Linked DNA regions of Homo sapiens: region 2 is linked to region 1. Evidence: chromatin loops called from intact Hi-C (ENCODE). Cell type or tissue: HepG2. All regions are shown on one strand. Links, peaks and the distances in the headings refer to the core of each region. The heading gives the core; the rest is flanking DNA. Region 1 has its middle 48 kb from the start of LINC03083. Region 2 has its middle 28 kb from the start of LINC03083.

Region 1 (15,631 bases), core at 4,586-12,585:
TTTACATACCTTATGTCATTTTATCCTAAATAATATCTACAAGGTAGGGTAGAAGGGTAAAAAGTATCAGGTAGATATTATTGCTGCCATTTTATTGATGCACAAATTAAATACCAAAAGATGAAGTAGCTCACTCAACACCACGTGGCAGGTTCAGTGCAGGTGCCGGAGCATTGAGCCCAGGCCTCCCTCATTTCAAAGCCTGAACTCTTTCCATTATACCGCTAAAGCCAACTCATAGCACATAGCGAATGCCAGGCAACTAATTTTTTTTTCATTTTTATTTTATTGTGGTAAAATACACATGATATAAAATTTACCATCTTTTCCGTTTTTAAGTGTGCAGTTCAGTGGTATTAAGTGCTTTCTTATTGTTGTGCAACCATCAGCACTATCCATCTCCAGAACACTTTTCCTCTTGTAAGACTGAACCCCTATACCCATTAAACAATGACTCCTATTCCCCCCACCCCCCAGCCCCTGGCAACCACCATTCTACCTTCTGTCTCTATGATTTTGACTATAAGTATCTCATATAAGTGGAATTGTACAATACAGATACCAAAATCCATGGATACTCTAAAGTCTCTTATATAAAATGGTGTTGTATTTGCACATACCCTACATACATCCTCCTTAATACTTGAAATCATCTCTAGATAACTTATAATACCGAATACAATGTAAATGCTATGTAAATAGTTGTTAAACTGTTTTTTATTGGTATTATTGAAAATATTCAGAAAAAACAATAAAAAATAATACAAATAAAAATAGTGAAATAAGCCAATTGCAAAAGGACAAATACAGTTGGCCCTCCATTTCTGTAGGTTCCATATCTGTGGATTCAACCAGAGGTGGTATTTCATTGTGTTTTGATTTGCATTTCCCTAATGATTAATGATGATGAGCATCTTCCATGTGCTTTTTGGCCATTTGTTCATCATCTTTGGAGAAATGACTATTCAAGTCCTTTGCCCATTTTTAATCTGGTGATTTTTATCATTTGCTCTTATTTTTAACCCACTTTCAAAGCCTGTATCCAAGAGGTCTGGGGAGGGACTGTGGTATCTGTAGATAGAAAAAGCATCACAGATGTTTCTGAAACAAGTAAAGTTTGAGAGCCGCTGTGTCACATGGCAAGAGTGTTGTCTCTGCCAACTTAATTAAACATGCACATATTCATATGAATGATCCAATGTTGTCCAATTCCTCTCTATGTCAAACAGAGTCGCTATGATTGTGTTTTGGTCATGAATTGTCTAGGCCTCTTCTTTCATCTTTAGACAACCTCAAGGTTAATGCTGGTCACTAGTGGCTGAGGAGGCTGAGCAAAGAAGAGGGAGCTAATGTCTAACGAAGTAAAGAGCTTTAGTTAGGAAAAGGCTGATGCTGTTCTCCGCAGTGCTGTGAACTTCATGTTTTTATTCTTCTTGGGACCACACTGCATGAGTGGACAAAGAACAGACTTCAGGAACCCTGAGGGGAAACACCATATCCAAGATATGACCAAGAAGGAGCAGTCAGTCTAGGTCTAATAGGTGGCTTCAGCAAGTGGATTTCAAATAAGACCAAGAGTGCTAGGAAACCAGGAATCCAGAGGTGTCAGTCAACCAGAGATCTGTTGGTTGCAAGTGACAGAAACATACCTCTAACTGACTTGGGACAAAAAGGCACATTGGTGTCTCATCTCATGGGGAAGGCCCATGACATATACTCTACTGGTCTCTTTTTTTCTCTGTCTCTCTGAATATCAGACTGGAAGGGAACACAGCTGCTGAGAGGTCCTTGTTGATAAGTCTAACCATCTGTCTCTCCTAGGCTTTAGTTTGAAAATTCCAGGCCAGGATTCTGGTTGGTGTGATTTGGGTCACTTGCCTGTTGATGGATCAGTCACCTGTGGCTGGGTTAGGGGTGGACTAAGACTGTCAGTCCATGAGAGAGCCCTGTGGTTTGGTTGGGTGAGGAATAGTTTCTCCCAAAGAAAGGAGGTCCTGGCTGCTGGAGTGAATGCACACACATAAACATGAGAAGGACGTGTAGGGAATGGGGACAGAGCACAGACAGCATTTACTATACACAAACATACACACACACACACAGACACACACTCATTTAGTCCTCAAAATATTCAAAAGTGTCATTTCGAATACAGTTACCTGTATGGTTAAGAGCAGGCTTTGTCAGATGGTCTGGTGTAATTGGTAGGTAATGAGGCACACCAGGAGAGTCCTAAATACACTATCCAGTCTCCACTGCACCTGAACATGCTTACCACAATTTTGGTTGTTTAAGAATATTAAAAAATTATTTCGGTGGTTCAATAATAAAAGGGAATTTTTAGGAAAATGGGCCTAAGTCTTAGACTCTGTGCATATTTGCCTACACCTTGAGTGTCATATTTAGCTCATGATTCTGTAGGTTGTCTGGGCAGCTCTTCTGGGCTGGGTTGTCCCGGCTGACTCCTGTTGTACTCTTGCCAATGTACATCTGTGGGGTGTCTTGTGACTGGATGACCAAAGATGGCCTCATTCGCAAGTCTGATGGTTGGGCAGGTTGTTAGTTCTTATCCATGTGTCTCTCATCTTCCAGCAGGATAGCTCGGGCTTGTTCACATGGTTATCTCCAAGTGCAGCAAGAGGGCAATGCTAAATGCTTTTCAAGTCTCTGCTTACATCATATGTGTTGATATCCACTGGCCAATCAACAGAGTCCTATGGACAATCTCAGAGTCAGGTCTGGAGGGCACTACCGGGGGCGGGCTTGGGTTACTTCCTTATCATAGGTGGCCACGGCACATATTCAACAGCTCCTTTAATGGTCAGCTTTCCCTATATTTTCATTTGACTTTTAATTCAGTTATGAGATTAACCAATTTTGAGATTATAATATTTTATTTCATTAATTTTTTTGAGATAAAAATCTCGTTCTGGTACCCAGGCTGGAGTGTAGTGGTGCAATCACAGCTCACTGTAGCTTCAACCTCCTGGACTCAAGTGATCTTCCCCGTCAAGCCCCACAAGTAGCTGGGACTACAGGTGTGCACCACCAATGCCCGACTAATTTTTTAAATTTTTTGTAGAGAGAGGGTCTCACTATATTGCCCAGGCTGGTCTTAAACTCCCGGGCTCAAGTGATCCTCCTGCCTTGGCCTACCAAAATGTATTTTTTTAATTAAAAAAATAAAAAATAAGAGTAGCCTTTGGATCCCAACCAGATAAGGACTCTTCTCACCTGGCATTAGATCCCATCATTCTTCACTCAGAAGGGTTGTTTGTCAGGCATTTCCTTTTTCTGTGTGCCTTGGCTGAAGATGTATGAGGAGCTCACATCAATGTGGTTGTTGTTCTGTCAATGAACAGACCAGAATTTGCAAAACAAAATCATGTGGAAGCAAGGTCACTCAAGGTTGGTGAGCGATACTTCACTCCCTTAGGTATGCCCTATATTTTACCCATGATTACTCCTGAAAGTAAATTTTTGGATTAAAAAAATGGACACATTTTAACAAATGTGTAACCAGTAACATTCAACAGGAGGGGTAACCCAAAGAAACTCTTTATGATGCCAAATGTAGACCCAGGTAGTAAGTGCCTTCTTTTTCTTTCTCCCTGATTAAGCGCAAATATATATATATATATATATATATATATATATATATATATATATATATATATATATATATATATAGTCTCTTCTTGAGGAGTAGCAATGTTCTGGTGCTTTCCCCATCAGGAGGAGCAGTTTCTGCTTATGTGCCCTTGTCCAAAACTTGAACGTGTATTTTAAAAATGAGACACCCCCACCCCACCTCTCCCAAACACACAACCCTCAGACTTTACATTTCCCGTTTTCTCTATGTTGAGTCAATGTACCTACTAGTTGTGGAGCTGGTGTTCAGGAATAAATGATACACTGTCCTCAGTCAGCTTTGAATCTGAAGTCTGGGTCAGCAGTTAGGATCAGAGCAGGGGGTGGACCCAGGTCACCTGCACACAATAACATATTTACTCAATGGTAAGCTGGTTTGGGCTATTACTAGAGCAAATGCCACCTGGTTCTGGAAACATGGCAGGTGGCAAAATCCTTGCCTATGTTTAAGGACTGGCTTGGGAAGTAGGGAAAAGACTGAAGCTTAGACAGGCCAGGCAACTGTGGACTCTACAGCCCTCAACTATCCTGGCAGAAATGAGCCAGTGAGCTTAAGACCTCAGTCTGTGACAGACAGCTCCTTATTTGTGAGTAGTTAATGTTTCTTAGCAAGCACTTCTAAAAGAAATTGGTATGTAATGACAGCACTCACTGGAAAACAGGCCGATTAGAAAATGCACTAACTTATCTGGTATTCATTTGAAAAGTAAATGGATGCACGGCAAGGTGAGAGTTCACTATCAATTCAAATATTTTCCCTTAACGGGCTCTAGCACTCCTGCTTTAATTCAAGCAGAAACACAAGTATGAATAATCAAACTAGATGACGCTCATCAAGAACCTTTGTGCCTTCCACCATTTCAAATGGTCATTGAAGCTTAATGGCAAAAAATTTACATTCTTCCTTTAATTTGTATTCTATTCCTTCCTTCTGAGTGATGTGATTGTGGCTTGCTGTTGCCTGCTGTATTATTTTGATGCAAATGCTATGTTGTGTGTAGCTGAGTCCAATTTCCTGGCTTTTGCTAGCAAGAGGAGTGACTGTGAAAATAGTTGAAAATCAGGGTTATTTAAAGAGTTTATAACTACTGCTCCTAATGAGTGAAACAATGCAATTGATGAGCCCACTGTTTGGAGACACCTTGATGGCCCTAGGTTAACAGATGCCCACAAAGGAAAATAAAATCAACAGGAAAAAAAAAATCACTGTTTGCTTGTGTCTGTTTCCCCAGCCGGAATATTAGACTTTATTCTGGCTGCTGTCTACGAAAGAATTAAAAAATTTGTAATCCAAGCCAAACTCCCCTTCTTGCGACATACTCACCCGGGAAGGAATGCTTTATTGAGATACGGGGGGTTGCTCGCCAAAGACTGCAAACACAGGGCCCCAAGGGCGATCCTTGAACGTAATGTATGCACAAACTAATTTATGGTACTGTGACTAATTTCCATTTCTTGTGCTTAGAGTTGCCTGGCTAATTACAGGGATGTTTTCTTAACTTTAGTAATTACGCTCTGTGCTTTCGACAGGCAACGGAGCAAATGAGTGAGGGCGGATTGTGCAGTATTGGAGACAGGCACGTCCAGGAGAGAGGGGAACGCGCGCGGCCCTCGCAGGGCCGGCAGCCCTGATCACAAGCCTCGCCAGCTTTGACCAGCGCCCGCAGGCTGCATCGGAAGCATCTGGAGAAATATTTGATGGAACACCCCGTAATTAGATGGACTGGCTTAATTAGGAGAAGTTTGCGGGCAGAGGGAAGCCGGGGGGTCTGTGCTGGGATCTGAAGGTTTGCAGCCTCGTCCCAGGAGGCCCGGGGCACAAAGCTCTGCCCGCTGAGCGCGCACGCGCTGCTGTGTCTGCACATCCAAGGCGGCCCCGTGGGGTCTGCGAATCCAAGCTGGGGGCCAGGGGCCTGCCCCCCGGCAACAGCATTGCCAAAACGACAGCAGCCACGCTGCATCATCCGATGCCCCCACCGCGCGTGTAGTCTAACAAGGCGGACAGGATGAAAACTCGATGCAGTCGCCCTGTGGAAGCTGGCTGTGGGAGGCATTTTTCTGAGACTGGGAAGAGGTGGGTAGTGGTGGTGGGGATGAAGGGACCGAGGTATTTCACTCATTATCTAAGGCCCCCTGCCCCAGCACGGAATTCAACATTCCAAGCAAGCACTTTGCTCTTTAGGAACCAAGGTCATAATTGTCTAACCCCATCAGTCAGGGCTTTCAAGCAAACAAACGCCAGGCGCTGCCCATAGAATCAGGCTCCCCAGGAGGGCAGAGAAAGGGGGCTGGGCAGGGGCTGTGGGCACATCTTGGAGATATCTACCCACTGTTTGGAAGCAGGTGTTTACTAAACACTTACAATGCTCAGGATTCTAGGTATTGTGGCTTGAGCACGCACAATATGAGGGAAGAATCGGACGGAACGTTTCCACCATCTGGAACCACAGCAGCCAGAAGCAGAAAGGAGAGGTAATTGTCACCAAAGCATCACAAACTCTCCATGTTTACTTACTCTGCTCACACTTCTGGAGACATCTTCTCTTCCTCCCATATGGGGGGACAGCAAGGGAAAAACTGAAGGTGCATGTGAGCGTGAGAGAGTGTGTGTGAGTGAGTGTGAGTGTGTGTGTGTGTGTGTGTGCGCGCGCGCGGCAGGGTAGAATTGTTTTCCCTCAGCTCAGAGATTTTTGCTTTCTGGAACATCAAGGCTATTTATTGCTAACATACTATTAGAAAACATGAGAAGATATCAATAATTTGTTCCCCCTTTAGCAAATTAGAATGATTCTCCTTCCTTATGAAGATGAGGTGATTTTTGTACACCAGGCCATTCAAGATATAAAAAATGATCTGTCCCCTAAATATCTCATTAGATATAAACATTTGATGAAATGCGCTTTAAGGCACTTGTGATATCAATTTTAAACTAAGCCAACCAGGTAACCTGCATCAAAACAGGCCACACCAAGCTCAAATCTGTTGTATTGTGAATGCACCATTGAAAAACATGAATGGACTTTATTCTGAAATTCTAAAAATGATTTTCAAATGCATTTGAACAAAATTCTTCACAAAATAATGAAACCTACATCCGAGCTACTACTAAGTCCCCTTTTAAAGTTCGGCTTCTGAGTTAAAGAGTGAATGTTTCGGAGGATATCACCTTTAGTAAAGGAAAAATAACACAGTAGAGGGAATTTGCTAGTGGCAGGAGTATCTGCAACATTGCAGACATCATACGGGACATTCGCAGGGCAAATATTCCTGACAGTATGGCTTCCTAGTCACCTGAGAAAGAAGAGGTATAACCAAATCCACAATGTTGGCTAGAATTAGCTCATGCAGTGCCTAAAATCCCAGTCAGCCATGACGGAATGGAGGCCCTCTCACTGTTGGTCCTGTGTTCCTCTTAGAACAGCCCTCACTGAAAAAACGTCCTTCTTTCATCTGTTCAAGTGAGGCTGATGTGCTTGCTCATGTGATGTGGAAGAAAGGAAAGCAACAAGAAATGTAATTATTTTGACACATTCTTTAAAAAAAGGTTATTATTCCTACTTAATGCAAAGTGGTTTACACTGCCATTATGAAAGAGAGTCCACCGTCCTTGGTCTCTATACTGTGAGCGCGCCGAAGATTCAATGCCAGACACAATCGGCAGTCACTAATAGTTTGATGACAAACTGCGGGGAACGATCATCTCAGGGCTCTGAGAAGTGTGGAGGTTCCCTCCTCCTTCCAGCATTCTGTATGCCCTACATTTTACCCCCTTTTACAAGGAAAAGCTTATTTTTACCATGTGAGACGGAGCAAACAATTTTGAGGGTCCCATCCCTCATGATTCTATTGTTTTCTCCCCAAGTGACTTATTTATCCTGGAACACCATTGCATGAGGCCTAGGTGGTGTGATTCTTTTGAAAGAAGTTCTGGATGAGAATTGCACCTTCGAGTTATCATGGCACTGTCCTGCCTGCTGCGAGAGCAGTTGTGGGTGCCTGTGAATCATTGTGTGTGAATAGTTGCTCCTTTGGGGGAGAAATAGGCTCGTTTCTGTCCCATCCCATTTTGTCCCGAAGACGGTTTAATGCTAGGAGATGGACATCTTACAAACCCCAAACTCTGCTCAGCTTCGACCCACCCTGCAGCTACAGAGGGGGCTCAGATGTTCCACCACAAAATACCATTTGCGAGCAGGAGATCAAAGCCACTCTGATAACTCACCCGTCTTATCATGCTCCTCGGGCATCCGGGGGAAGGAAAGGATCAAAGTCATAAATAGAGGCCATATCACTGATGAATAATTTACATGCACAGTAGGTGGGAGTGAGTTAGTACATAAAGGTCCCTTTGAAGAGGAGAAAAAAAATTGCTGCCTTTCCTAGCGAACACTGGCTTTGGCAGAAGCCCATAAGAGGGAACCTTTTCACGAAAGGATTTAGCTTTGCTCGGACCATGGCCACAATGCTCTGAGAGTCATATATGCACACTGGGGCAGGCCTAGCAGGCTCAGAGGGCTTTTAAACACTCATTTATTCATTCATTACCCAAGTGGTGAGAGCGCTCAGACTCCATAGCTGAGTTAATAACTCCAGCCAGAAGCCTGCAATGAAGGAATTCCAGCATCCCTGGTTTTCTCATCATGATAACTACCTTTCCCTACTGTGTCCACTCTCATCTCTAGGGGTTCTAATAAAGTTATTTTAAATTAAAGACAGGCTTAAAACTCCACCAAACCAAGAGATTCATACCAGATTTTCCCGCAGAGTAATAATTATATTTGGAACAAAAGTGCTTTTAGGTATATGTGTATCTGGATTAAGTGAGGCTGCTGGTATTCTACTATAAATGGAAATTTCATCTCCCTTTTCAGGATGTAGGCATAACAATTGGCTTTTGAAAGCAGTCAAATTCATGTTTCTGAAAAGAGGAAAAAAAGCAGAAAGAAATAAAGATGCATTTAGCTTTTTACTCGAGAGCAGGCACGTTGTTCTCCCAGTCTGCCTTAATTTTGGATGCTGACATCATTCATGCGTTTTAAATTATTAGATTGATAATCACTTCCTTAAAATAATTTCAGCAGTCAGCTACGATAAAATAGATTTCTTTCAAAGACTCCTTAGTTAAATGTGCTCAGTGCTACTTTCTGTATCATGCAGGTCAATTTAATTCAGCTCAGCTCCTCTACCCAGCTAAACAATTGCTTTTCAGTCTCTGGAGAGCGTGGTGAATACAGCCAAGAATACCCATCTAGAGATGGCCTTGGACACTTTTGCTCATAAAAACTTGACATCTGAAGTCCCACTCTTTATTAATCTCTTGTCAAAGAGTTAGTCAAGATTTCTGAAAAAAGTCAATGTCATATAAATCATTACTAATGATTCAATAATGAGTGAGATTAAAATGGAAGAATGCAACATTTTAAGAATAGCTGGTTAGGCGTCCTGTCTACAAGCAACTCCTCCCACGATGGCTCCACCTTGCCATCTGCAGCCTGCTTTTCTCTGTAGCTCCAGACTATGGCAAGTAGCCTCCCATTGCATCTGATGGTTTCCATAAGACCAACATTGCAGGTATCTGCATCTGTGTGTCTCTCTATCCAGGCATTTTCCCCATGCCTCGTTTTTTCTCTCTTATTAACATGGCCTTGCCACTTGCTTTACTTGGAAGGCATCTTTGCCTGTGTTTCTCCAGAAGCAGACCCTCAGAAAGGTGTTGAGTGCAAGGTGTTGAGTGGTTTATTTGACAGGTGACTGCAGAAAGTACAGGTGGAGGAGAGTGCAAGTGAGATAGGGAAGGGAAGAAATCAATATGTTTGCATAAGGAGCAGTTTACAGGTGTGGGCAACTGAGGCTCAGTCCTGCTGGGGACCTCTGGGAGGTAATGTGGGACACGTCTCAGACTTGTCCTACCCAAGGGGTGTGGAAGCTGGGGTATGTACCCCCAGATTTTGTTTGTCTTTAGTTGAGAGGCCAAGTATACCTCTTCAGCCAGAGAAAGCTCTCTCTGAAGTTGCTGGCTCACACGAGAATAGTGAATGTCCAGAGGAAACGGAAGGGGCACCGACTGCCTCGGCCACACCAGGCAGGCTGAACTCACACATACAAGGTGCTCATACAAGATGCTCACACCTGGCTCCATACCCAGCGTGTCACTAACAGGCTGTGTGTGACTTCCAGAAGTCATGTACCCTCCTTGGGCCTGTGTGGTATGAAATTGACTAAAGGATTCTTTGGAGCACTCCAAGCTCCCACAGGAGTCCATGGTGGGCTCCCTCATCCTTAAAGTACTGCGCTAAGGCCTCCCACCAAAGCTGCCCATCATGTGATTGCCCCACAGCCCTGCTGTCCATGTGGGTTGGGTCCTGGATCCATCTCCCATCCTAGAATACAGTTGGTTGGATGAGTGACCACCTGATCCTAGGAAACCAATCAGAAAGTGGGTCAAAAATATTTTGTGACTTGATTTGAAAAGATAAGCTGGGCCAGAGGGCTTTTTCCAAGGATCTGAGCTAAGAAGCAGGGAAAAGGTGCCCCTGAATGGCGGGAGCATCTGCTAGAAGTTCATAAAGTAAAGTAGAACTTTAGCTGAGAAGAGCATGATAGAATCAAGGTTGATGAGGTCAAGCATATTTGAATGACTGACACAATGCCCAATTGATTGATTTATCTCATTGACCCAACGCTGCAACCCCAGGGCTTAAAATAGCACCTAGCACACATTAGGTGCCAAGTAAACATTTGCTGAATCAATGAATGAATTTGCTGTACAAGCCGAAGTAATGGAGGAGCAGTAACTCTGGGTCACTAAAGGAAGCCAGGTGGAGAGAGAAGAGTCAGCAGTGAAATTCATTCCTTGCAAGTCGTATAATACATACATAAATAGTTAACCCATCATATAAATGATCCTAGATTACAACTTCATGTAATAGGTACTGGATTGTCCATTTTAACAGATAAGGAAGCAGAAGCATGGAGACATTAAATAACTTTTCCAGAACAACACTGTTAGTACCTGGTGGAGCCAGGCTTTGACAGGCTGTCTGGCTCCAAAAGGGTGCTCTTAATACTATGTTTCCCCTATATTAAAAGCCGCAGAACTCCCTGCATCCAGAACAGGTCCCAAAGTCAACTGCTGAGAGGTGCAACTCTATTTCCTATAGACATATTCCATTTCTGGCCTTAGATTTGTTCCTGACTGCATCCCTCTTCTGTTCCAGAACATCCCTATGATAACTTTTTCCCTAAAAAGTTATTTTAAGGAATAACTTTTCCTGAAAGAAAGTTTCTGGAGACAGCCTCAGTGGATCCCATTTCTTGCAATCAAGGAACAATATTAAAACAGAACACAGATAGCATTGAATATGCAGTCCTGCAGCTCCCTCCCAAGTGTTTTGCATGTGGCCTGGCCTGGGTTCTTTGAGAACCACCCCAAATGGTATAGTCCTGATGTCAGAGGGTGTTTGCTGAATAAATTCTGAGATAGTCACCAGAACCTGAGTCTCTAAGTCAAGTACCTTAGGCATATCGTTGTGTTTTTGTTGTGTAAATAAACCACTTCAAATTTTAGTGGCTCAAAACACCAGCACATTTATTTTGCACATGAGTCTGCAATGTGGGTGGAGGCTTAGCAGGTGTTACAAGCTGACTTGTGTCCCTTGAATAAATTCATGCTGAAGTCCTAACCTGCAGTGTGTCAGAATCTGTGTTTAGAGACAGAGATGAGTTAGTGAAAACAAGGTCATTAATTAGGGTGAGCCCTAGTCCAATATTACTGGCATCCTTATAAGAAGAGAAAATTCAGACATAGGCAATGACAGAGGGTGACATAAAGACACACTGAGAGAAGACAGCCATCTCAAGCCAAGGAGAGACACTTGGAGCCAATCCTTCCCTTCCAGTCCCCAGAGAGGACCAATTCCAGCAGATACTTTGATCTTCAATTTCTGGCCTCCTGAACTGTGAGAAAATAAATTTCTGTTGTTTAAGCCACCCAATCTGTGGTTCTTTGTTATGGCAGCCCTGGCTGACTAGTACTGCAGAGGTAGCTCATCCATGCTGTACGTGGTGTTAACTGCGGCAGCTCAGAGGCTGGGGGCTAATTCATGAAAAGACTGCTTACTCACACCTCGGATGGTTGATGCTGGCTGTGGGCTGGACCTCAGCTGGGGCTGTTGGCTGGAACACCTGCCTGTGACCACTCCACTTGCCTGGGCTTCCTTACAACATGGTGGCTGAGTTCTGAGAGTGGGGCCTGTCAGGTGGAAGCTGAACCCATTGTGACCTAGCTCAGAAGTCACTCAGAGACACTTCTGCTGCATTTTATTCATTAGAAGTGAGTCCAAAAGGCCAGTTCATATTTTATAGGAGGAGAATTAAACTCCACATTTTTCGAAGGGATGAGTGTCAAAAAATTTGCAGGCATGTTTTAAGATCACATTAGGCAAACAAAGCAATATCCTTGCTTAAGCAAGGGCCTCAAGATAGCATAATTCACGCTGTCTTGGACTCCCACCAAGATTCTTTGTAATTTGTTCACATGAGTACAGTTTGAAGAAAGGATGCTCCAAATGTGTGCATAAGGGACATCACTGTCATGTGGCCAATGTCCATTGAACTGGACATTGCCAGATATTTAAAGCTAATACAAACCACAGAAAGCGTGCAAACTCTAGCATTGTTAATTCATTGAACTGTGGCTATCTCAACCTCCTCTGTTGTAAAAGGGCATCCCCAGGTGATGTTTGAACGGATGGGTCACAGGAAATTTAGCCATTCAGAAATTGGCAGTGCCCTGACTCCAGCCCATGGAATTGGTTCTTTAAAACCAATCTGTCAGAACTTGATAATGAACTGAAAGATCAAGGTTGATATGACATTCTACAGGCAATATAGACAAGTGAATTGCCCATGGATAATAACTGGTAATACTTTACTAAGGTTTTACACATTGAAGAAAAGGTGATGGGAAGCAGACAACATGCAGGGGCAGGAATTGGAATCAGGGTGCGTAAGGAAGCAAACTCGGAATGCTTTGGATGTGCAGCTTGTCCCTGGAATAGCTTCTGCCTCTGACTTCACAGCAAGAGGGAAGTTTGTGGGTGGGGGAGGAAAAAAGAGCTGTCTTCTATCAACCTGGGGGCATCAGCTACTCCTTCACCTTTTCTCCAGCCTCTCCCACAGCAGTATTTCAAGGCAGCCAACTGGATAGTTGGGGACTACTGTATGGATATTCCCTCACCAAGCCAATTTCTCCTTTCCTGTGACAGGAAGACTGGAAGCTGCTATATCTTGAGAAATGAATGCTACTTATTCTTTTAGGGGCACCTGCCCATGGCTGCGAATCACCAGGACACCTATGACTCTCAAGAAGCATAAAAGCTCATGGGTACTTGGCCTATGCCATGGGGGTCAAATAACTCTTATTACAACAGAGGTAAGATGCAGCATGACAGTGGGAAATGTCATTAGGGAGGCATGTGGTGTATGCATTAAGCAGTGTTCTTCACCATGGACATGGCTGGGAGGGCAAACTTGAGAAGTGAGAGCATCGTAGGCATTCCGCTGGTTCCAGACCTGTAATCCCCAGTGCAAAAATCTCTTTCATCTGGGCCAAGTCTTTATACCTACCAACAGTAGCATTGTAGCATCTTTGCTCTGCTCCTCTTTCATACTCCGCCTACATCAGCAAAAGGACAAAAGATAGAGGGAACATAATCCATCATCAATGAAGTAGAAACTGCCACAGCATCACACCACAAACCGCCACATTCCTGGCAAACATAAGGAAATCGAGGCCAAGAGCACACATGCTGCCACAAACCTGAGTAGTGTAAGTACCTCTCCAAAAGCATTTCTCCACATCAAGAAAAACATATCCAAGGATTCTTAAAGGGTCAAGATCCAGTTTCATGGGCGGGCCAGGGGAGAGATGAGAATGTCCTTTGTCCACTGCTTATAGCGAGGTCAGGGATGAAGGGGTGGCTAAAAAAGCAGTGGCCATGTGGGTCTGTTTCTATTGCTTGTGACCTGGTCTCCTAGTCAAGGAAAACTTCCAGAGAGGAAGCGAGGGGAGGGGTGGGGAAGGACAATCAGAGCCTGCTCACAGCCCTGAAGGTGTGTACCCCGAAGAGCTTTGCTATTAGCAACAGTAGTCCGGGACACAAGACCTGCGATAGGATGCGTCCTTGTGATAAGGAAATTAAGGGATATGGGGGAATATACCTGAAGATAAAGTCAGCCTTGAGGTTATTGCACAAAACGAAATGGTAAAGTCAACATAAACAACAATTGCAAAGAAGATGATAGATATGGAAGACAAAGGAGACCCTCATATCCATGATTACTGTTTCTGAAAAAGAGAACAGGAAAATGGAATGAACTACTCAAAGATCTAATATATGCGAACTTTACTAAAATAAGGAAACATTGATAAAACAAAGTGCCCCAGGAAAAGATTATATACGATGATCAACACTGAGATATATCTTGGGGAAGCCATTGAACTCCAAGGTTAAAGAAAGAATCATAAGAACATCTAGGAAGAAATATTTTGTAAAAAAAAAATTTCAAATAAAGAAATATGTTTTAGAGACAGCATCTTGCTGTGTTGTCCAGGCTGGAGCATAATGGCGGGATCATAGCTCACTGCAACCTTGAACTCCTGGACTCAAACAATCCTCCTGCCTCAGCCTCCTGAGTAGCTGGAACCACAGGTGTGCACAAATGTTCCCTTCTAAGTAGAAACATTTCAACATTTAACAAATATTTTTTGAGAGCCTACTAAATGCCAGGCACTGCACTAGGCTCAGAGGGTTCCATGATGAACAAGATAACTAAAGTTCCTGCCCTCATGGACTTTTCCAGTGTAGAGTTTGGGGTGGGAGGTCTGGAAAACAAAAAATGAGCAAGTAAATGAATAGGATATTTAACATGATCTTTTCCCCCTAGTTGACTTCCTATCTATATTTTGCTCATTTGAGTTGTGTGAGTCAAACACAGAGGTCCGGGATGGTGCTCACCAAATGCTGAAAATCATGATTTCTAGTCAGAAAGGTTTTGCTCTTTTTCTTTGTACTTTTAGGCATCACTTGAATATTTCATAATGAGCATGTATTTAAAAAGTCAAGATAAAAACATTATTCTAAAATCAATAAATAAAAGCATAGTGTCAGGGCCTATGGCATAATAAGAAACATATATTAGGTCTCTCCCCACTGGTTCCTGGCACAGAGCTTCGGAAACCTTTGTAACTTCCTGAGTGACTGGGGTGATAGGAGCAACTTTTGTTATAATATTTGTTTTTTTGTGCCTGAAAACAGAGCTTCTAAAATCCTTGGAATTTTCTGAATGAGTGGGGTGAGAGAAGTGTCCTTTTCATAACAAGCCCCTTTCAGCCATATCTGAGTTTATGCTAATGGGGTGACTCTTGGTGGGGCCCTAGATGGCTTCAGGATGGGAGTCGTTGTCAGAGGAACCCATCATGTGATTAGAGGGTTGGAACTTTCAGTCCTATCCTTCAACCTCCATGGAAGGGAGAAGGGCTAGAGATTGAGTTTAATAACCAATAGTCAACAATTTAATCAAACATGCATGTGTAATGATGCCTTCATAAGAAACATGAACACTGGGGTTTGGAGAGCTCCTGGGTTGGTCCCAGGAGGGTGATGCACCTGGAGAGGGCATGGAAGCCCTGAGCCCCTTCCCTATACTTTGCCTTATAGATCTCTTCATCTGGTTGTTCATTTATATCCTTTATGATAAACCAGTAAATATAAATAAAGTGTTTTCCTAAGTTCTTTGAGCCATTACAGCAAGTCATCGAACCTGAGGAAGGAGTCATGGGAACCTTCAACTTGTAGCTAAGATGGACAGAACTGTGGGTAACCTGGGTATCAATTACTTGGAGTTGGCATCTGAAGTGGGGGGCAGTTTGGTGGAACTGAGCTCTTCACTGTGGGGTTTGTGCTGACTCTGGGTCATT
Region 2 (15,631 bases), core at 3,689-11,688, 74 kb after region 1:
AGTCCTAGTCTCGACTTCTTCTCATTCCAGAGAATGTGCCTGAGCAAATCAAGCAACGAACTTGAATCAAATATACAAAGACTGCAGTGTCCCCAACATTACCACAGGGACCTGGGTTGGCCAGGATGCTTTGGTTATGAACAATAGAAATAGATCCCGAACAACTTAGGCAAAACAAGGATGTGTTAAAAGGGCAGGGGCAGCTCTCAGGGCCTGTAGGAAAGCCTAAAGAGCCAGGGCTTGGGGAGGACAATGACCAGTGCCAACTAGAAAGCTGGGAGGTAGACACAGCTTCTTTATAGCACCTTCATGGCATCACCTGAATAAACTGGCTCCCTGACTTTTTCTGTCCTTTCACTTGGTTCAAGAATCAAATTCCCGGGAGAAATGGTCTGATCAGCCTGGCAAGGGTCACATAACCACTCTGTGGAATGGTCACGACATGCTGACTGACTTTCCTATCAAAGCTCTGCCAGATGGCAGGGGTAATAGTGATATCATGGATTGAGCACTTAGCCTGTGGCAGGCTCTTGGATGCAGTCACTTAACTCTCACCACGATGGACCTGTGACTACTACCCTCATTTTGCAGATGAGGAAAAGAAAGCACAGAGAGGGTAAGAAACATGCCCAAGGTCACTGATATGGTTTGGCTGTGTACCCACCCAAATCTTGAATTGTAGCTCACACAATTCCCACATGTTGTGGGAGGGACACAGTGGGAAGTAATTGAATCATGGGGCAGGTCTTTCCCGTGCTGTTCTCATGATAGTGAATAAGAAGTCTCATGAGATCTGTTGAATTTATAAAGGAGAGTTTCTCTGCACGTGCTCTCTAGCCTGCCACCATGTAAGATGTGACTTTGCTCCTCTTTTGCCTTCTGCTATGATTGTGAGGCCTCCACAGCCATATGGAACTGTGAGTCAGTTAAACCTCTTTTCTTTATAAATTACCCAGTCTTGGGTATGTCTTTATTAGCAGTGTGAGAACAGACTAATACAGTCACTCAGCTGGTAAATGGCATCACCAGGGCTCAAACACAGCAGCTTCATATTCTGGACTCTGAATTCCTACATCACAGCTTCTCATAGGCCTTGTGGCTAGAATCCTGCTTGTAATCACAGTTCCCCAAAGGTAAATCAAAGGATTACTTGCAGCAGAAAGAAGAATGGAGACTGGGCCAGGAAACACAGCAGGTGCCTAACACAGACCCTAATGGTCCAAGGGACAAAGAGGAGGATGTTTGGGGCCAAGATCTGGATCCTTGAGAAGAGGGTAACTATTAGACTCAAACGGAGTACTGCAGAGCCAGGATGTGCCCCCCTGGCCAGAAGATGTGTTTATTGGATATAAACGTCCCAGAATAATTCCTTTAAAAAGGATAACTACTTACCTTGGGGCTACAGGCACGAGAAGTGCTTGTGGATTGGTGTCTACAGCTGCCTGGGACACTCACCTGCCTGACTCCTGGACACAGCTGGATTAGAGGCTCTCCTGTGCAAAGCAAAGCCCCTCATGGTGCTGTCAAGGGTATCGCTGCACATATTGCTCTGCCTGCGTCCTTTTGTCCTCTAGATCTGAACCTCCTAGGTAACTAAACTATCTTTCTTTCAATGGCCTTGAAAACCACTTACAGGTAAAATCCTCCTTAAGCAGACATTAAAACATGTCCAGCATGCAATTCAGCGAGACACATAAAACAGGTGCTCGATGCATGTTTACTGTTGATAATAAAAAGACAAGATGCTGGGAAAAGTCATATTTTGATGTGGGGTGTCTCACTGCCTCAATCTATAAAGCAATTTCACCAAGAAAGATTCTTCCTGGAGAACTTGCTGGTTTCAGCCTGTGCTCACTCAGTTTAATTGCAATGGAATTCATGAATTAGTCCCAGTCCAAATGAAAGAGAATTTTGTTTAAAAATTATAATCTCACCTCTCTTTGTGCTGGTGGTGTCCTTAACTCCTTAACACAGCACACTTATATTCTTGTTCTTGTTCCCAAAGGACCAGACATAGGAGATTCCCAGATATGGCCCTCATTTGAATTGATGTGGAGATAATTCTGAGTGATTTTCTAATATTTCAAACAGTAATCTTTTTTATCAAAGACAAATGAAAGCATTTTTAAACACTTCTTCAATTTATTAAGAGGAAAGATTTTTGTTGTGTTTTTTTGTTTTGTTTTGTTTTGTTTTTTGACAGAATCCTATTCTGTGGCCCAGGCTGGAGTGCAGTGGTACCATCTTGGCTCACTGCAACTTTCACCTCCCAGGTTCAAGTGATTCTTCTGCCTCAGCTTCCTGAGTAACTAGGATTACAGGCGCCCTCCACCATGCCCGGCTAACTTTTGTATTTTTATTGGAGAAGGGGATTCATCATTTTGGCCAGGCTGGTCTTGAACTCCTGACCTCAAGTGATCCACCTGCCTTGGCCTCCCAAGGTGCTGGGATTACAGATGTGAGCTACCGCGCCTGTTCAAGAGGAAAGTTTTAAAACATTTTAGGTATGTACAAAATTTTCTCCACCTCTCATTTTTTCCTTTTCTTTCCTAAAATTTTGGGGAGCCAAGCAAATGCTTTGTGATCTTATCATTGGCTCTGCCCTGTAAGCCCGGCCATAACTAGGAGTATTCTGCAAAGATGGTGACAAAATCAAGCATGGTGCTGTCAGGCAAAGTCATGAAGAAGGTTACTAGAGTGGGCTCCAGCAGCATAGGGCAGTTCTCTGGGAAAGAGGCAGGTTCTTGTAAGGATAAGCACATCAAAATCAGGGGCCCACAAAAATAGTAAAAAGTGATCCCAGGGCACCTGGGAGAAGCATCAACATTGTCCGTGGCACATTCTTCTTTTTTTTTCTTTTCTTTTTTTTTTTTTTTGAGACAGAGTCTTGCTTTGTTACCCAGACTGGAGTGCAGTGGCATGATCTCGGCTCACTTCAACCTCTGCCTCCCGGGTTCAAGTGATTCTCCTGCCCCAGCTTCTCGAGTAGCTGGGATTACAGGCACCCATCACCATGCTCAGCTAATTTTTGTATTTTTAGTATAGGCGGGGTTTCACCATATTGGTCAGGCTGGTCTCGAACTTGTGACCTCAAGAGATACACCCACCTCGGCCTCCCAAAGGGCTGGGATTATAGGCATGAGCCCCTGTGCCCAGCCCACGGCCCATTCTTTTTTTTTTTTTTTTTCTTTTGAGATGGAGTTTTGCTCTTGTTGCCCAGGCTGGAGTGCAGTGGCGTGATCTCAGCTCACTGCAACCTCCACCTCCCAGGTTCAAGTGATTCTCCTGCCTCAGCCTCCTGAGTAGCTGGGATTATAGGTGTCCACCAACACACCTGGCTAATTTTTTATATTTTTAGTAGAGGCAGAGTTTCACCATGTTGGCTAAGCTGGTCTAGAATTCCTGACCTCAAGTGATCCGCCTGCCTTGGCCTCCCAAAGTACTGGGATTTATAAGCGTGAGCCACCACGCCTAGCCAGCCCATTATTAATGAAGAGAGAGTAGCGTCGATGAGGATGGCAGTGGGGGAGATAAAATGGGAAGTGTTCAGAGTCTAGAGGGTAGGGGATCTCCAAATCTTTGAATATCTTCCAGATATACCATGTTTATTAGCAAAGTCTAGTCTTTATCAATCAGATACTTAACCTGGGTGATAGAAAATGTTAATATTGGGAATTTCGCCCATGCTGCAATTCAGCAATGCATACGGCCATTTTTAGACTTGCTTTTCAATGGACTCATTGTGTCAGTTCTAAGCATAAAAGGCATTACTTAGTAGGGTCACACCATGTTCCCAAAGGTCTGCTTTCAGCTGCACAACCCAGATACAGAACTTATTCTTCAGCCACTGGAAATTGTTCACAGCTGTTTTGAGCCCCCACCTTATCTCCTTTAAACAGCTCTGTGGCTACACAAACCTCCAAAGCCTCACCCATGGAGGTAGTCTGAGTCATAGGCAACCACAAGCAGCAGCTTAATGTACCATTACATTGCTCTTTATAATGGAATGATTGCCTTTGATCCCAGGTTATAAAGACTGTCTTGCTGCCCTGATTACTATTCCAAACACCCTGCACATCTTCTGAGTGTCTGGTTCCATGAAACCCCACTCCTGGCACTAACTTTGTTATAGTAAGTCTTTTTGGTCCCAAGGAACAGAGATTCATTCAAATGAATTAGGAATGAGGAAATTTATTGTAATTTATTACAAGTAGGCAGTTGAACTTGGAATGACATTGAAAGCCGACAGGGATTTTTGAACTCTCTTGGAATCCTTGCTCCTCTCTTTATCTGTCCTCGTTTTTCCTCTTATCAGTTGATTCCATTTGTTTATTCTCTCTATATTTTTCTCAATCTCATAGTTTCTGCTGTTCATGGATTCTGCTCCTTCATAATTTCAATTTAATTTGAATTGGCACATGATGACCTCTTTTTTTTTTTTTTTTTTGGATGGAGTCTCTCTCTGTCACCCAGGCTGGAGTGCAGTGGCACCATCTCGGCTCATTGCCACCTCCACCTCCCAGGTTCAAGTGATTCTCCTGCCTCAGTCTCCCGAGTAGCTGGGACTACAGTGTGTGCCACCACGCCTGGCTAATTTTTTGTATTTTAAGTAGAGACAGGGTTTCACCATGTTAAACAGGATGGTCTCAATCTCCTGACCTCATGATCCACCCACCTCAGACTCCCAAAGTGTGGGGATTACAGGCATGAGCCACCGCGCCTGGCCTGAACTCTTTTAATGCCATAAATGTTCTGCTTCCACTGGTGACTAGCAAATTTTCTCTATCATTTTAGTGATACAAGCAGAGGTTTGAAAAGTGCTTGTCTGGCTGGGCACCATGGCTCATGCCTGTAATTTCAGCACTTTGGGAGGCCGAGGCTGGCAGATCACTTGAGGTTAGGAGTTCGAGACCAGCCTGGCCAATGTAGTGAAACCCCATCTCTATTAAAAATACAAAAAATAGCTGGATGTCATGGTGCATGCCTGTAATCCCAGCTACTTGGGAGGCTGAGGCAGGAGAATCGCTTGAACCCAGGAGGCAGAAGTTGCAGTGAGTTGAGATAGCACTACTGCACTCCATCCTGGGCAACAAAGTGAGACTTCATCTCAAAAAAAAGAGAAAAAGAAAAGAAAAGTGCTTGTCTTCTTATGTTGCTCTTACAGCCCTTTGAGCACCCTGTAGATAAGTCCAAGTTAGCCTTCTGGAGAGGCCCACCCAAAGACACCTTTGCCTATTGGCCTCCTGTCATACGAATGAGGAGTTTAAGATCATCCAGCTCAGCAGAGCCCCATGTGCCTGACTTCAGTCACATGAGTGAGCCCAATATTAGTCCAGGCAGGATCAGCAGAAAAACCATACAGTTGAGCCTAGGTTAGGTTACCAACTCACAGAATCATGAGCTACGACATCATTGCTGTTTTAAGCTACAAAGATGTGAAGCTTTTTGTTATGCTGCAAAAGCTAACTGCAACACCAAGCAAGTCAATGGGCCAAGTCTATTGGATCAATGGATCATGTTAGTGGATATGATGTTTTCACAGAGTGAGGAAGTGTGTATTTGGAAAAACTAATATAACCTATCACAATACCTGTTTTTCATACTAAATATGATGATGCTCATCTTGGGTCTTGTTTATTTAGTCCCCTCATCACTCCGCACAATGGATGACTTGTAGCATATACTTTCAGATGTTGGTGAATAAATGTCACAATGAAAAAGGAACATTCTCTACCCTCAAGCTGCTTATTGTTTAGATATGGAGATAAGACACAAATTCAGTAACTCTCACAGAAAAACAAGAATAATAGTGCCATGGAAAGTGTCAAGCTCTACCAAGGCAGATGACAAATATTTCCACTTGGAGGCAGGTGAAGGAATAGAAGAAAATCAGGGGAGGCTTCCTGTAAGTCACAGCATTTAAACTTGGCTTGAAGGATGGACAGAATTTTAAAAGGAGCTGGTGAACAAGACAGTTTTTGTTCTTTGCGTGAAAAACAAATGAAGATGCTAGAGCTACTCTCCTGTTTGGGATAAGGCAAAAATCCTGACTTGATGGAGGCATGCTGTGATGTACAGGCACTTAAGGCTAGAAAGGAAGAGTGCTGACAGGCTGAGCTGTGTATTAACACAATGACTCTCAAATAATCCAGGAGCAGCTAAATGATTCAGCATATTATTGCGCTATTGTGGGATGGGATATTTGTAACCATAAAAAGTTTGCTTTTGAAAAATGTTTAATAACATGAGTTGTAGTTAAATGACTAAAAATTGTACCAATCTAGTTTTATTAAAATTTATATATTAATTTTAATATTTATTATATATATGTATATTTATATAGAAATTTAATAATTTTTGAACTCTAAACTGAGAACATTCGTAACTAAAATCAAGCCATTAGGCTGGGCACAGTGGCTCACGCCTATAATCCCAGCATTTTGGGAGGCCGAGGTGGGTGGATCACAATGTCAGGAGATCGAGACCATCCTGGCTAACACAGTGAAACTCCGTCTCTACTAAAAATACAAAAAATTAGCCGGACGTGGTGGCACGTGCCTGTAGTCCCAGCTACTTGGGAGACTGAGGCAGAAGAATCACTTGAACCTGGGAGGCAGAGGTTGCAGCGAGCCAAGATTGTGCCACTGCACTCCAGCCTGAGCGACAGAGTGAGAATCCATCTCAAAAAAAAAAAAACAAAAAAACAAAAAAACAAGCCACTAATCAGAGAGGCAATAAATTGCTGGTAGTATAATATTGTCAGCAACTGTCCTAAGTGCTCTGCACACATTAGCTCATTTCTTCATAATGAGGTCATTTATTCCTTCCCCTTATGAAGTTAGATGCCATTATTATCCGCCTATTGCCAGTACGGTGAAACAGCATGGTTTGTAGGATATAATCCCAAAGTAGCTTCCTTTGTGCCACTGCCTTTTAAAATGATCCCTTTGGACTCATTCTCCTCTTGCCCATAGATTAAAATTAGCATGTCTCATGTGTTTTCTGCCCATTTTCCTGTCAATAGCTAATATGCCTAGTTCAGGGTAGTAATCAATACTTTATGCATCATTCATGGTTGCCATTATTCCCCTTTCCCAGCCTGGGAGAGTGACTTACCTGGAAGTAGGTGGGAGGAGCTGGGCTGAGGAGGAAAGGCGGGAAAGGGGTGGGAACATTGTTACTTGGCTCCTGGAGAGCGTAGAGAGCTGGTGTTGGCACTCTCTGGATTTGCAGGTGTTTAAGGCTCATCATTTTTGTCAAGGGCCATGTTTATGGGTTCTCTTACTTCCCTAGGGATCTGCCATATTCAGTTACCTTATTGCTGATGAAAGCGTCTCTCTTTGGATGGTTGGTTATGAACTCCTTCTCCAGCCAAAAAGCATCTGGTGGTATCTCCATCTCCTTTCAAAGGTGATCTTTTTGCTTCTTCAGATGACTCCCAGGCAGCTTCTGGGATGACTCCAGGAAGATGCTCCTTCATGCATAACACACAGGAAACACTTGTTTATCCTTTGTCCTCAGAGACTCTGGGAGTGAAGTTTGCTCAGGGCAGCCACTTCATTTTGCCTTTTGCCATCAGAACAGTTAGCTTGTTTCTTTCCATTTAAGGTGTCAGGCTTGGGTCAGACCAGTCCACTGTGTCTTCATGACTGCAGGAGACCTCATCATGCCCTCAACTTCTCTATAGGCACTATTCCTTTGACTTGAGATGAACAGAACATCTAAACCTTTCTATTCTGTGAGAGTACAGGACTCAGAGCAGAATCAATTCTTCCAAAAATTATCTTCTTTCTTCTCCGGTAGCCTCCAGTCCTTTTATTCCATTTCTGTGGGTGAACAATTAAGTCACAAAGCAAGCACGAGTCACTTCTTTCATAAAACCTATATCATGGACTTGCAACTTATTTGGAAGGAGCATCAATTGTCTTGGGCTGAGACCCGCTTGAACATCTTGTTAGATTCCATTTGAGCAGCAGAGATGGATTAAATAGTTAGCTAAAGGTAAATGCTGCAAGTGGAATTCCAGTCTGGACAGTCAAGATTCAAAATCCAGACTCTTTATCTTTGATTGAAAGTCTTAGAAATAAATTTTATTTCCCTCTCTATGTTTGTCTGTATATTATATATTTTCCTATATATATGTATGTATGCATCTGTATATGTACAATAATAGTTGTACAATAAGTAAAGTTATATTTTAAAGATTACGCAAGCAAAAGCATTCAGCGCAGTTTAGTGTGATGGGAAATTGCAGACAGGAATAGTGGATAAGAGGTTGTTTGAATAGTCAATAATTAACACTACAACAATATCAATCATAATAAAACTCACTCCCCCTCCCCTGCCTTTTCACAGAGCATGCCCAACAATGTCCTTACAGCAGATACAAACACAAGCATCATGAAGGTTTCCCCTATAATTTCCTCTGTGATACATTGATAGGGTCATGCCAAAACACAACCTGGTAGAAGCTGTTCTGAGAGAGCAAAAACAATTCAGTCCTAGGACACCAGCTCTCTGCCACCTGAGATTAATGCAGCGAGACATTTTACAGGACTCAGGCAATGGCTGGATGGCATAACTTTCAGACCGTCCTTTGTAAATATTGTTTCTTTTAATCAAGCCTTTGATAAATATTGAGTGGCAAGAAGTTCAAGGTTGCCCAGAGTAGTTAGAATGAAGCTATTCACTATGTTGGTTAATGCAGACTTCAGCAGGTAGTCCAGCTGGGAATGGGGCAGTTATGCTTCCAGGCAGTTTGACAGGCTTGACAAGGACACCTGGCTCTATGGTGGCAATCAATCACTGCCACAGTTATACTGTGTAACAAATCATCCCACAACCCATTGGCCTAAAACAAGGATCACATATTCCCAAAATGTCCAAAGTAGCTGGACTCCAATGTGTTTGGCTCTGAGCAGCCATTTGGGTCTACCTCTTCCCCACATCTTTCCTCCTTTACTGGATCAGTGGATTAGCCAGGATATGTTCTTGTGGCACTGGCAGAAACATAACAGGGCAAGACACAGCACAAGGATATTCCATGCCTTTGCTTCCATATTGTCCATTAATCTTCCACTGGTCAAGCCAAGTTTCATGGTCAAACCCAGTATCAATGGGGTGGGGAAGCCTACGCTTTTCACCATGGGAGGGAAGTCAGTAAACAATAGTCCAAATCATCACATTCTACTTAAGAAACAATTTGGGCACTTTGATGAGAATGTCTATAATTAAAAGAGAGTGACAACATCAAATAGGGATGAGAAAGTTGAATAACTGGAATTCTCCTATAACTTTTGTGGGAATATAAAATGCTACAACCACTTTGAAAAACAGTTGGCAGATTTTTAAAACATTAAAAAAGTGCCAGCAGCCTTCCACTCTTAGGCATTCAGCCAAATATATAGAAATGAAAAGATGTATATGCTCTTCAAGAAAAAGACTTGTATACGAATGTTCATAGTATCCTTATTCTTAATAGCTCCAAAGTAGAAACAACCCAAATGTCCATCAAGAGGGGAATGAATATTCAAAATGTGTTTTTTTTCATATGAGATACTACTCAGCAATGAAAGGAACAAATGATTGATATATACAATAAAATGGATAGATCTCAAAAACAACATGTTGAGCAAAGGGAACTAGACACTAAAGAATACATGCAATGTGAAAACATTGATATCAAGTTCAAGAACAAACAAAACTAATATAAGGTCATAGAGATTAGATCAATGGTTACCTTTGACTGGAAGGAGCATGAAAGAACTGTCTGGGGTAAGGAAAATGCTCTATATCTTGATAGGAATTTTGGTTATTGACAGTCATTGAATTGTTCACTTAAAATATGTATTTCACTGTATGTAAATTTATCTCACTTGAAACAAAAAATGGAATTTGGGGTTAGGTCTGGCACACAAAAAAGATTGGACTTCCAAGGCCATGCTTTTAGGCCATCATGGCTGACTTGCCCAGTGTCAACGTCAGCCACGATCAAACTCCTCAAGAAAATGCCCATAGGCTGGTTGATCTTGAGTAAATCATGCTTTTCAAGAAAAACTGGGTGTAAAAGGTTCTTCTAGGCAGCTGTCTTGGGTGGGATTTCTGGGAAAGCTGAGCCAGAGACAAGGACTTGAATGCAGATGGTTTATCTGGGAGGTGGGCCCAGGAAGCAGGAGTGAGGGAGCAGGGAAAGGAAGCAAGGGAAAGAAAAAACACCAGCATATGAGCTCATGCTGGAGGCAGCTGAGCCTGGGTTCCACCAGGAGCTCTGAGGACACTAAATTCCTCCCAGAATTGCCCAGAAAGAACCACAGAGTGGGGCTTTCTTTACAGCAACATAGGAATGGCCTAATACACATGAGAAGCCATACTGATAACATAAATAGTCCATTAACACAGATTTTATATGTTATAGATATTATGCACTATACTCTTAAAGCAAGCTAGACAGAAGAAAAAATCATGGGCCAGGTCCACTGGCTCGGACTTGTAATCCCAGCACTTCGGGAGGCCAAGGTGGGTGGTTTGCTTGAGTCCAGGATTTCGAGACCATCCTGGGCAACACAGAAACCCGATCTCTATGAAAAATACAATAATTAGCTGGGCGGGGTGGTTCATACCTATGGTCCCAGCTACTTGGCAGGCTGAAGTGGGTGAATTGCTTGAACCCAGGAGGTTGAGGTTGCACTCCAGCCTGGGCAACAGTGCAAGACCCTGTCTCAAAAAAAAAGGAAAGAAAGAAAGAAGAAGGAAAGAAAGAGAGAAAGAGAAAGAAAGAAAGAGAAAGAAAGGAAGGAAGGAAGAGAAAGAAAGGAAGGAAAGAAAGAAAGAAAAAAGAAAGAAAGAAAAAGAAGGAAGGAAAGAAATAAAAAGAAAGAAAGAGAGAAAGAGAGAAAGAAGGAAGGAAAGAAAGAAAGAAAGAAAGAAAGAAAGAAAGAAAGAAAGAAAGAAAGAAAGAAAGAAAGAGAAAATCATAAGGCGATGGGTGCAGGTGTAATCCCAGCACTTTGGGAGGCTGAGGCTGGAGGATCCCTTGATCAGAAGTTTGAGGCTACAGTGAGCCATAATTGCATCACTGCACTTCTTAAAAAGAAAAGAAAATCATAAGGAAGAGAAAATATATTTATTATTCATGAAGTGGAAGTGGATCATCACTAAGATCTTCATCCTTGTGCAATGTCTTCACATTGAATAAGCTGAAAATGAGGAAGTGGGGGGTGTCTCAGGAGCGGCAGAAACAGAAGAAAATCTGCATATAAGTGGACCGATGCAGTTCAAGTTCACGTTGTTCAAGGATCAACTGTATAAACTTAATGCTTAATGTAAAATATTGCTTACTGCTCTGTATTTATTAAGTGGGAAGTTGGCAATAATCTGATTTATCCAAAAGTAACATTTAATCATTCAATGTATAAACTTAAGAGACGATGGGCAGTGGAGGGGGAGGGGCGGGAAGGCAGCAGGCACGTCTGTGGCCCCCTCTGCAAACCAGCTGCTGGAAGTGCTGGGGCTGACATCCATGCCCCACACAGATGCCCAGCTGCGGTGAGAATTGTCTTCTCACAGCAGAGAATGTCTTCCTTTTCTCCAGATAACTGTCCTCAGCAGATGGGACCGCCGTGCTTGGGAGATGACACCCATGGAGGCTCCTAGCCAACGACAGAGTGACATGAGTGTGTAGGAAGCTGGCTCACAGGCCTAAAAATGGACTGACTGTATGGCAGAATTCATTCTTCAGAGACCCTGTGGAGCCAGGCTGAGGCTAACCTTCCTCTGAGACCACATCCTTGCTTCCCTTTGCCCCTGCCCTCCCCTGATTCTCTCACCCTCCTTCTCTGGAAGGTACATCTTTAATCCATTGCTTGAACAAGAATCTCACCTCAGGCTCTACTTCTAGAGAACTTGACCCAACACAAAGGGTATTCTGGGTTGAATTGTGTCCCCACAAAAGATACGCTGAAGTCCTACCCCTCAGAACCTGCGAATGTGACCTTAGTAGGAATAGGGTCTCTGCAGAGGTAACTGAGTTAAGATGAGATCATTAGGGTGGGCCCTAGTCCAGCATAACTGGTGTTCTTATAAGAAGAAGAGAATGCCATGTGAGGACTGAGACCCGCAGAGAGAAGGCCGTCATGGGACAACAAGGCAAAAATCGTGGCGATGCCTCTACACACCAAGCAACACCAGGGACTGCCGGCCACCAGAGCCAGGAAGGGGCCAGGAAGGATCCTCCCAGAATCTTGGGGGAAGCATGGCCTGTTGCCTCTGTGATTTTAGACTTCTGGCCTCCAGAAATGTGAGAGAATACATTCCTGTTGTTTTAAGCTACCCTGTGGTATTTAGTTATTGGCTGCCCTAAAAATCTAATACGGGCAGTTGGTCCAGCCCTGACGTCTGGGGTCATTGTAAGGCTCTGCTTCCACGTGAGCTTCACGAACAAAGGGAAGGGGGTGCTGGACATGAGCAGTCAGCCCCAAAATCGTGGCTGTCCACGGTCTTTAGTCACGGGGTGAGTGGGGTCATCAGACTAGGAAGAAATGTCGTTTTTGAGTAGTCAAGGAAACTTCATAGTGGGAGAGAGTTTGGGGTCCTCTGAGTCCCCCAGTGCTATAGCTTCCTTCCACTTTTCTGGGCCCTTATTCTTTCCTGATCCGGGGATGTAAGACTATTTCCTCTGCCTACTTCTCCATCCAATCTCCATCCACTCTCCATCTTCATTTTTATCCATTATGTATTTAAGAGTAAACCCCCCTTCCATGAAAAATCAGAGGGAAAGTGTAGAATTGAATGCCCACCAGCCTGAAGAGATAGTTCTACTTCCATAGAGGACAGCTCAGAGTCACCAGTATTTACTGCTGGGATTTGCTTTATTTCGATTATATCCACCCTCATCAAATATTATGCAAGGAAGCCTGGATAGTGATGAAATCCACCCAGTTCTATTAGAAATTAATTTGATTCTACTGCCAAAAATTTAATTCATATAAACCATGAGTTGATCCTTAAGAAGAAAAGAATACACTGTTGATCCTTAAGAAGAAAAGAATACGTAGTATTTGTTTGTTTGTTTGTTTGTTTGTTTTTTGCACTCTCTGAGTACTCAAACCATCTCTACCAGCATTCAATATGTCTGACTTTCTAACTGGCCTGTGAGGATGGAGTATCATGAGACTGTAGTTAGAGGAAACGATACATAATTCCTAAACTGCTTTTAACCTTCCTTGCCTCCTTCCTTAACAGGCAAATAAACAATGAAGTAATCAGCAAACCTTGAACTTCGATGCTGTTCAGTGCTCAACAGGCTAAGTCTGGGTCTGGGAAGGACAGTGGGTGGTGATGAGTTAGAAAATTGCAAATAGGTAGGCAGGAAGAAAAAGCAACACCATGCATGAAAAGAGATGTTAGAGTATTGCGGTGTATGCAAAATTGCAGGTGAATTATGATGGGAGTCTTGGTTGATACAACCCTTTGGGAAGCTGTTTGGCAATACCTACTAAACTGAACAAAGACATACCCTATAACCTCAAATTCCACTCCTGGGTATACACCCAAGAGAAACGAATATCTCTGTCCACCAAAAAACATGTACCAAAATGTTCAGAAAAGCCTTCTTCATAATGACTCCAAACTTAACTCAGCTGGGTCCATCATTAGGAGAATGAGTGAGCAATTTAGGGAACATCCACAGAACGGTCTCTGAGACAACCCTAAGCATGAAGAAACTATCGCTAAGGCAGCAACAGGCACGGATCTTGCCCGCGCAATGTGGAGCCAAGGAAGCTAAACACCAAAGAGCGGATAATCTGTAATTCCATTCATATACATTTCAAAACAGGCACAACTACACTCTATGGTGCTAGAGATCAGAGTAATGATTTTTCTTGGTTGGGGATGGTGTTGCTGGGGCGTGGAGAAGGTTTGGTGGGACTAGGTGCTGAGTACGTGGGTGTGTTCACTCTGTGAAAATTCACTGGGCTGTAAACCTTTAAATTATGCATTTTTCTCCATATTTGTTAAACCAATTAAAAGTTCACCCCAAAAAAGTGAGTGGAATTTCTTTACACTACTTTTGAACACACACACACACACACACATCTCCATAAAGCATCTTTTATATTACTTAAAACATGCTGGAAAGTGATAAAATAAAGAATACAAGTTAATAATATCTTCTAACTTCAAATCTTTCACAAAACAATCACAAAGCATGTTAAGAAATATACCTGCTTTGAAAATTCAAAATTCAACTCTTCACACAAACATTATACTCCAGTTCACTACAAAGTCTCTCGGAATAATCTGGTGGATTTTTTTCCCCGGAAGATGTTATAAACCCTTGTCTTCTCTTAAAAAGTTCCTTTGTAGGGGGTGAGGGATAGAGGCTGCAAATCGGGTTCAGTGTATACTGCTCAGGTGATGGGTGCACCAAAATCTCATAACTCATCACTAAAGGACTTACTCATGGAAACAAACACCACCTGTTCCCCAAAAGCCTATGGAAATAAAAAATTTAAATTTAAATTTTAAAAAAGTGCCTTCCCAAACAGAAACAGCAGGAAAAATCCAGCTTTATAATTTCAGAACATTTAGAAAGCTGAAGCAGAAAGGAGCCTCCAGTTGGCTTTCTTAAGGGCTTGGCTGAGACTGATTGTCCTGGGATTTGCAGAATACGTCACCTACCATAAAAGCAAAAGGGAGTTTTTCCCCCTTACTCTTTTAATGAGGATTTTGATGAGAAAAATAAACAAATTCTGAAAACTCAAATCAAACAAACTTTGCATTTCCCAAGACTAACAGGTCTTTTCTTTCCTCATCACATCCCATCAACCACCTGCTTGAGACCCCACCTAAAATCAGGCTGAAGTTTGCCAAAATATTTGAGCTCCAGAGAGGTTTGAGAGGTGTCACTGGCAGATGTTTGCTTCTGACGTGTTTCTTCTGCCCTAGCTGTGGGTATCTGACACTCACAAGCAGATCCTCTGAGAAATGGAAGTGCTTCCAAATAAAATACCCAAGCTATGACTCTTCGCATCAAGAAAAACCAGGTGTCTTCCACAAAAGATGAGTTGTCTTCCATTTCTAGGTATAGAAATGTCAGGAGGCTGGAGAGACGGTGTTCTAAAAACCTGGTAGGAAAAATGAAATAAATCTACTGGAAGGAAAATATAAAAAATATAAATAAAACAAAAGGAGAAAGCCAGGGCATAGCAGGTAGTAGGAAGGGTCTCAATGCGAGCTGATAATGGCAAACCTTCCCTGAAGGAATTGTAATGTTTTGTCCAAAGAGTATTTCTCCTCTGGATGAGCTTTCAAATGGATCGCTGTCTAAGCTTCTTGCCCAGGGAGCTGACCTTGTTAGAGCCACTAAAACACCTGTGTAGTTCATTATTCTTACTACTTTTAACAGATTAAAAAATGCATAGATTATGTTCATCCAGGTGACCTTACTCAATGAAGGCCACACAGTCAGTTAGTGGCTCAGCGGAGTGTGGAATGAGGCTTTCAGGTTATAAACAAGGGAACTCTCCTCCTGAGCTTTTTGCACCCTAGTAAGCTCTCCATGTGTTTTCCCCCTTGGCCTGAAGTCAGTTCCTGGTGAGGAACTGGATGTATCATTGACAAATGGTGTTTT

Evidence for each region. A loop is a pair of places that touch in the nucleus more often than their neighbours do. Peaks named below come from ENCODE experiments on the same cell type or tissue, not always from the same donor. Only the 100,000 strongest peaks of a DNase experiment are listed, where the experiment ranks them.
Region 2: it touches region 1 in a loop (3-fold over the local background); 3 of 110 quality-filtered maps call a loop at or near these places.

Annotation. Positions count from the first base shown.
Region 1 is chr20:21,010,171-21,025,801 of GRCh38, reverse strand. No RefSeq gene overlaps it. Among named protein-coding and RNA genes, the nearest start is that of LINC03083, 48 kb to the right of the region's middle. RefSeq lists enhancers at 5,101-6,059, 7,163-8,362. In HepG2, for the core only: no CTCF peak of the experiment used is centred there; DNase peaks (open chromatin) are centred at 5,011, 5,811 and 7,971; H3K4me3 peaks cover 1,312 bases.
Region 2 is chr20:20,934,782-20,950,412 of GRCh38, reverse strand. No RefSeq gene overlaps it. Among named protein-coding and RNA genes, the nearest start is that of LINC03083, 28 kb to the left of the region's middle. In HepG2, for the core only: no CTCF peak of the experiment used is centred there; a DNase peak (open chromatin) is centred at 8,652; H3K27me3 peaks cover 1,426 bases.